Regions from separate parts of the Homo sapiens genome. Here regions 1 and 2 are each linked to region 3. A link is an interaction called in ENCODE POLR2A ChIA-PET data of the cell type or tissue named here. Cell type or tissue: OCI-LY7. All regions are shown on one strand.

Region 1 (2,500 bases), 430 kb after region 3:
CCTGGCAATGCAGGGCAAGGTCTCTAGTATAAAATACAGAAGAGGCTCAATAATTTTTATTTCAATTATAGTAAGGATCAGGCTCTGACTGAGGTATCTGAGAGTTAAATATCATTTTGATAGAGTAAGAACTAATGACCACAGTGCTTCCTCTAAAGTAACAGAGTGATAAAATGAACTGGAAGGTATGTTGAAAAATTGCGTAAGAAAGCATCTAATCTTTAAGCAGATGAATGTTTAAATAATTCAATAATGATCACCCTATGTCAGTATCCAAAGATACTGTTCAGTATCAAGTGTTCTATTATAAGTAATAGTAGCAATAGTAGTAGTAGTACTAGTGGTTACCATTATGGAATGATCATTATGGGCCAAGCACTAAATGGACAAGAACCTTAGAGTTAATCCCTTCATAGTTAACTCAGTCTACGTATGTATTAATACACTTATCTTCCAGAATAAGAAACTGCAGTTCAGATGGGTTAAGAAGCTTTCCCAAAAGTCAAAGTCATAGCTTAGTAAATGGTGGAAGCCAAACTCAAATCCACATTTCTGACTCTAATGCTCATAGCCTTAACCATGATACTAACAACAATGATGCTCAAAACAACACTGCAAACTCAGAAAATTAGAAAGAAAAATTTTTAGTATATTCCCCCTTCTCAAAGATAACTAGGGGAAGCAGTTTGGCATATTATGAATAGCTTGTTTTACGTGTTAAAATACAGCTCTCTAGAATGTTATCTTCATGAAAATAATGAGAATGATATATTCTCGTCAATACTTTGTAATCTTTAGCAAGTTATTTAGCTTTTCTGGTCTTCAAATCCTTATAGGAGTAGGGGTTGGGGACAGCTTGGCATTGATCTCTACTGTCTTTTGCAATAATTTTGTCTCTAGCTGCATGTGGAATCACTTCTATTTTAATTTATGTTTCTTTCTTTCTTTTTTCCTATCTTCCACAGACATGAAAGCCATTTGCAGCAAAGACTGAACCAACCAACATTTAAATAAAATCTGAGAACAAGGCCATTTCTAAAATAAGATACAAAACCAGGTGAAAGGCCAGTATTGCTCTGAGAAGAGACCAGGAGAAAAAGAAAACACTCGGCACTAAGAATCATTCTTGTGCCAAACTATGAAGAGAGGAAAGCTATATAAGGAAAATCCATGAGCTTGGAGTTAATGTTTAGTATAACAAAAGTACATTCAATACACATCAACCTAGATAGCTACAAAAATGGCTCTTTGGAAAATAAAAAGCAAAATTGAAAAAAAAAAAAAAAAAAAAGGTTCTACAAAGTTCACTTTCTCCCGTGTATGGAGTTTTATGAAGCCCTCAAGATGGCAAATAGATTAATATAAAGTGGTCACTGATTGCCTGGCCATTTATTCTTTCTGGCCCTGAAATTTCACAGTGAATCTTAACATTTTGAAAGAACAGAGGAACTGCTATTCTTTAGTTTGGGAAGAACTTATTCAGCATAAGACTGATCAGCAACTTTCACTACACCCTTCCCAAACCACCCCCAACCTCCATATCACTTCTTTACTGTTAGTTTAGTAAAAGTTCATTGACCTTAAGTGAACTCCCAGAAAACTATTAAACTGGATTTTAAAAGTTTTTGCCAAGTGCTTTTCTCATCATTCAGGAAAATGAACATCTATTTTACTACTGTTTTGTGTTCACTGGATTGTCAATACTGTGATATATTTTGCATTCATTATTTCTACATGCCTAAAAGAGTAGACTCCAGATACCCCCTTTTCAGCTTTCCCCTATCTGTCCACCATGCAATACACTTGGTGGAAAGGGATTATAAAAGAGATGCAGCCTTCACCATTTCAACAATCATGTCATGTCAAGATGCCTTAGGGAGGGTGAATTCTAAATTCTAAAAATTCTTATCTTTATTGCCAAAAACTTGTGCCAAATAATTTCCTTTAACATGTTCTTAATATTTTTTTTGGAACTGAATTTGAGACCCAAGCAAAATTTAATCTAAATTATATGATGAAATTCCAAGTTTGACAGAGTCTGACAACAATCCTGCTAAAGGGGGAGGAAGGTTAGCTAACCATCTGAGGAGATGACATGTGAAAAGAACATTCTAGCAAAGCAAACACCAACACATAGGTCCCAAGGTAGGAAGGAGCCTGACATGTTTAAAGAATTTAAAGAACAGGTGTAGGCCAGTAGCAGGATCAATGATAAGAGATGGTGGAAAGGACCAGAACATGCAGGGCCTTCCTTGTAAACACAGTAAGCAGTGACCAGATTTTATTTGATACACCTTGAAATACCCTCGCCTCTTGAAACATTTAACACTATTTTCCTAGTACTGTCCTCGTTTTCCTTCTAAATACTGCTCTGACCTCTATTTCTGCCTCCTTTTACATGCCGCTTTAGCTGTTCATTAAGCAGTAGCACTCCTCCAAAGTTACCCCTAGAACCTTTAACTTTTCTCCCGATACTTTTCCTTATATGATTTCCCTTGGC
Region 2 (2,500 bases), 110 kb after region 3:
GTCTCACTCTGTTGCCAGGCTGAAGTGCAGTGGTGCAATCTGGGCTCACGGCAACCTCCGCCTCCCAGGTTCAAGCTATTCTCCTATCTCAGCCTCCCAAGTTGCTGGGACTACAGGCATGTGCCACCATGCCTAATTTTTGTATTTTTAGTAGAGACGGGGTTTCACCATGTTTGCTAGGATGGTCTTGATCTCTTGACCTCGTGATCCGCGCACCTCGGCCTCCCAAAGTCAGACTGTTTTAAGAGTAATTTGTAAAAGGAAGCTGGAAGTTTGGGGTGAATGGGTGGTTACACAAATGCTGTGTGATTTAGGGTGCAGTTTACAAAAGAGTGGCTGCGTCCTAGGCTGCAAATTCTGAGGTGTGGGCAAGTGGGGACCTTGGCCACCCCTGCACAGGGAGATCTGGCCCAAAGGCAGACCAGGGTCATGAGGCTAGGCCCTTCTTAAGAGGGTGGAGGGCTTTTGGAGGTGCTGAGGGCATGAGGTCAGAGTGGTGCCTGCTGCTGGCCTTCAAGCATGCAGGGTCCCTGTTTGGTGGTGGGCCTCATGAAGGAGTCACACCAAGGTGGGTGCTTAGGGTTCCCTCAAGCACCCATTCTGTCCCTCTGCATGCAGGGGACCACACCTAGGGCAGGAACTGAGAGCTGACGAGTGTTGTGTTCCCGGCGTTGCTCCTTCAGCTGGGATGGAGCCCTTGGCGGGATAAAAGGCTAAACTGGGTCCAGGTGAGATCACCACAAGGTCTCACCCAGGGCAATGAAGGGCTCACAAGCAGCACATCCCTGCTCACAGTTCGCACTCAGACTCACCCGTCTGTCGATGGTGCTGCCATCACTGCTGAACGTTTGTTCTCCGTCTTTCTCATGCTTTTGCCAAGCAGAAGGCTGAGTTCACCTAACCTGGACGCAGGCAACGAGATGCACTGCGTGCCCCCCTTCCCCTTGTGCAGCTGTGGTGTGAACGCATACCCTCCCTTGCTTGCCCTTCCTGCCTGGTTGCCAGCTCTGCTCTTGCTGTTCCCTGTGCCCACGGCACTCTCTTGCTTATTCTGTCAAGCCTGACCTACCCTCAGAGGCCCACCTTGGCCATCCACAAGGCTCCTTCTGAGAACTGAGCCCTTTCCCTGAGTTCCCAAAGCACGTTGTGTGAAGCTCTAAACTTTCTCCAGGCTGAACTTAGCTTACTCGTGGCTGTTCACATCCTCAGGGCCCACGCAGCAAATGCTCTGTAAGGGCTTGTTAAACTCCACTCTCCTGGGACTCCTAGTCCCCCACCAGAGTCCACCATGACTACCTCCTGCAAGAGCACTGAGCTCTTGGGTGCCAGGCCCAGCTCAGGATTTTCACAGACACCAACTCGTTTAAGTTGCATAACCCCGGGAGGAAGGGGTTGTTACCTGATGAGCAAACAAATCAGAGAAGTTCAATGACTTGTCCAAGGTTACAGAGGCTTGGAGCTCTGGATTCAAACCCAAGTCACTGTGACTCAAGACCAGTGTTTTTCCCCGTTACAAGCAGACACAAAAGAATAACAATCCTTTATCATTTATACTGTATTCTCACGTTACATTATTTCATTTGATCCTCACAACAGCCCTGTGAGGTAGGTAGGGTTATGTATTACTGTTATGCCTATTTCACAGATGAAGAAATGGAGGTGGCTCAGTGAGGTGAGTGACTTGCATAAAGTCACACAGCATGTTAGTGGCTTCACTGCTTCTGCAACTTCTCTAAAGTCAAGCTGCTTGGATTAGGGAGCACCGAAAAGATGGACAGTTTTATGGAAAAGGAGAAAGGGCAGTGGTGATTTGTAAGATTTCTTCCTCAAATTGTTTTGTTATGACCACAGCTTCTGCTACTTGGTCTAAACTAGGTTCTCCATGAGGGGCTCTCCCAAGTACCCTTGGCCTGGGACAGCTGTCTTTTTTTGGGATGGAGTCTCTCTGCAATGGCACACTCTCAGCTCACTGCAACCTCTGCTATCTGGGTTCAAGCGATTCTACTGCCTCAGCCTCCCAAATAGCTGGGGTTATAGGCGCCTGTCACCACACCCAGCTAATTTTTGTATTTTTAGCAGAGACGACGTTTCACCATGTTGGCCAGGCTGGTCTTGAACTCCTGACCTCAAGTGATCTTCCCGCCTCGGCCTCCCAGAGTGTTGGGATTACAGGCATGAGCCACTGTGCCTGGCAGAAAAGCTGTCAGAGAGACTCCTGGGTCCCACCGTAGGGGGAAAAGGGCCTTTACTGCTCAAGGGAACTGGCGCTGCCCATGGCCCAGTGTACAAGCTCCCTACTCACAGGGCCTATCTATGGGAAGCCCCTTTCTGGGCCCACCTCCCATGGGTGCCTGTGTCACCAGGCTTCCTTGGCTTTGAGGACCCCTGCCCAGTGGGGGAGGACCCTGGGGACTCTCAAGGCCAAACTCACTTTAGGGATGAATCATGACGTGCAGTTTGGAGGCCTGCATGGCTCATCACCCGGTGGGAAGCAGTGCTT
Region 3 (2,500 bases):
ATTTTTTGTAGAGATAGGGTCTCATATGTTGCCCATGCTGGTCTCAAACTACTGGGTTCAAATGATCCTCCTGCCTCAGCCTTCCAAAGTACTGGGATTACAGGCATGAGCCACCATGCCGGGCTGGGAGGCGGAATTTTGTTCAGTCTAAAGATAAGCTTTTTCATAGCTCTGGCTGTAGTGGGAGGGAGCAGAGGAGTGAATGATTGTCAGTTGGGAGGGTGCAGAGTGGGCTCCTGCCCTAGGGTGGAGGTGAGGGTGGCTTAGGTGAGACAACACAGAGGCCCTGTTCAGCCCCACGTCCCCTCCCTGTGCTCCCTCCTCCTCTCTCCTCTCCTGCAGGCGTGGGAGGTATCATCATTCAGCAGATTTCACCAGAGGCAGTGGAGGAGGCAGGTACCTGAGCCAGAATTCAGAATGTCTTATTCTCCACTTGACTCTGCCACTAACTTGTTGTGCAACTTTGGGCCTTTCCCCAGGCCTTCATTTTCTTTTCTTTTCTTTTTCTTTTTTTTTTTTTGAGGCGGAGTCTCGCTATGTTGCCCAGGCTGGAGTGCAGTGGTGCAGCATCATCTCGGCTCACTGCAAGCTCCACCTTCTGAGTTCACGCCATTCTACTGCCTCAGCCTCCCGAGTAGCCGGGACTGCAGGCGCCCACCACCACGCCCGGCTTATTTTTTGTATTTTTAGTAGAGACAGGGTTTCACCACGTTAGCCAAGATGGTCTCGATCTCCTGACCTCGTGATCCACCCGCCTGGGCTTCCCAAAGTGCTGGGATTACAGGCGTGAGCCACTGCGCCCGGCCATTTTCTTAAATATCTAATAAAAAATATATAGCAAATGCAGTTTGTAAACTATGACAATATGACCACGCAAAAGATTATTATCTTCCAAGACTGCTGGTCCAAGGAAAGGTCAGTAATAAAGTGGAAGCATTGTAGCTTATGGAATGACTGGTTAGATTTGGGAGAAGCCTTAGCAATAATCTAGAATCTGCATAGATAATACATCTGAGGATTGGGCTTTGTGGTTTACAAAGCATTTTTTTTCCTCTTTTGATCCCAGCCGCTTGTCTGGACTGATACAAAGCATTTTTATTAGTTTGTCTTATTCAATCCTCACACCACCTCAAATTTACAGAGGATATGGATCTGGTTAACTTGTATGACTATGTAACCTCATGTCAGTCCACAGCACTGCCTGGAGGTGGGTAGAGGTGGTCCTGGGCTGGAATCCCAGCCCCAGTGGGACCTTGAGCAAGTTACTTTAGCTGTCTGCACCTAAATTTCCTCACTGGCAAAACAGGAATACTGGTGGTTCACACCTGCAATTCCAGCACTTTGGGAGGCTGAGGTGGGAGGATTGCTTGAGTCCAGAAGTTCAAAACCAGACTGGGCAACATAGCAAGACCATCTCTACAAAAATTAAATAAATAAAACATTTACAAGGGTTGTGGTGAAGATTAAATGAGATCACTCACGAAAAAGCTCAGCAGACCCTGATGTGCAGTAGGTGCTCAATAAATGTTAGCCAGCAAAAAACAAACAAAAAAAAACTCAGCTAGGAAATTGCAGTACTGGGCTTCTGACTCCAACCTCAGTGTTCCTTGCCCCACATCAAGCTGTTTCACTTCAAATCCTCTCCATTTCACAATGGAGTCACCCCAGGTTGAAGGAGTGAACTGTGCTTTGGAGGGCTGCCCTAAGCAGGCAGCAAAGAGACAGCTTGGTCTCCAGTGACCTGAAAGAATTATTTATTGCCCTGAAGTCCAGTATACCAGTTGCCAAAGGGAAAAGCTTCCTTCCAACTGGCTCAGCAAGCTGACAGAGGAAGAGTCGGGTTCTTGCTGGGGCAGTCATGCAGAGCTGGGATGACAAGTAGAAGGCTGGCAGATCTGTCTCTGGGCAGATGGATCACCTGATACAGATGCTGGGGCCTGAGCCCTGGGATTGGCCCAAAACAGGGCTGTGTTGACCCAACAGCTGGGCATTGGCATCCTGTCAATCTGCCGAGAGCCTAGAAATAGTGCGGGGGCAGTCTGCTGGTCTCATTGTGTCAGAGGAAGCAACCATGCAGGTGCTAACCAAGCGTTACCCCAAGAACTGCCTGCTGACCGTCATGGACCGGTATGCAGCCGAGGTGCACAACATGGAGCAGGTGGTGATGATCCCCAGCCTTCTGCGGGACGTGCAGCTGAGTGGGCCTGGGGGCCAGGCCCAGGCTGAGGCCCCTGATCTCTACACCTACTTCACCATGCTCAAGGCCATCTGTGTGGATGTGGACCATGGGCTGCTGCCGCGGGAGGAGTGGCAGGCCAAGGTGGCAGGCAGCGAAGAGAATGGAACCGCAGAGACAGAGGAAGTCGAGGACGAGAGTGCCTCAGGAGAGCTGGACCTGGAAGCCCAGTTCCACCTGCACTTCTCCAGCCTCCATCACATCCTCATGCACCTCACCGAGAAAGCCCAGGAGGTGACAAGGAAATACCAGGAAATGACGGGA

The links. ChIA-PET counts read pairs that join two places held together with the same protein. Peaks named below come from ENCODE experiments on the same cell type or tissue, not always from the same donor. Only the 100,000 strongest peaks of a DNase experiment are listed, where the experiment ranks them.
Region 1: POLR2A ChIA-PET joins it to region 3 with 19 read pairs; 2 of 35 experiments call an interaction of 5 or more read pairs at or near these places.
Region 2: POLR2A ChIA-PET joins it to region 3 with 11 read pairs; 8 of 35 experiments call an interaction of 5 or more read pairs at or near these places.

The regions. Positions count from the first base shown.
Region 1 is chr11:78,495,971-78,498,470 of GRCh38, forward strand. The region is part of intron 6 of NARS2 (asparaginyl-tRNA synthetase 2, mitochondrial); the gene reads right to left. LOC105369403 (a long non-coding RNA gene) reads left to right here. Exons shown (of 2, transcript XR_007062798.1): 2 at 966-1,621. Among named protein-coding and RNA genes, the nearest start is that of NARS2-AS1, 36 kb to the right of the region's middle. In OCI-LY7, no CTCF peak of the experiment used is centred here; no DNase peak of the experiment used is centred here.
Region 2 is chr11:78,169,712-78,172,211 of GRCh38, forward strand. It overlaps KCTD21 (potassium channel tetramerization domain containing 21), which reads right to left. Exons shown (of 2, transcript NM_001029859.3): 2 at 1,538-2,500. The region is part of intron 2 of KCTD21-AS1 (KCTD21 antisense RNA 1); the gene reads left to right. Among named protein-coding and RNA genes, the nearest start is that of KCTD21, 18 kb to the right of the region's middle. In OCI-LY7, no CTCF peak of the experiment used is centred here; no DNase peak of the experiment used is centred here.
Region 3 is chr11:78,061,811-78,064,310 of GRCh38, forward strand. The region is part of intron 1 of NDUFC2-KCTD14 (NDUFC2-KCTD14 readthrough); the gene reads right to left. THRSP (thyroid hormone responsive) reads left to right here and starts at 2,051. Exons shown (of 2, transcript NM_003251.4): 1 at 2,051-2,500. The coding sequence starts at 2,072. In OCI-LY7, no CTCF peak of the experiment used is centred here; no DNase peak of the experiment used is centred here.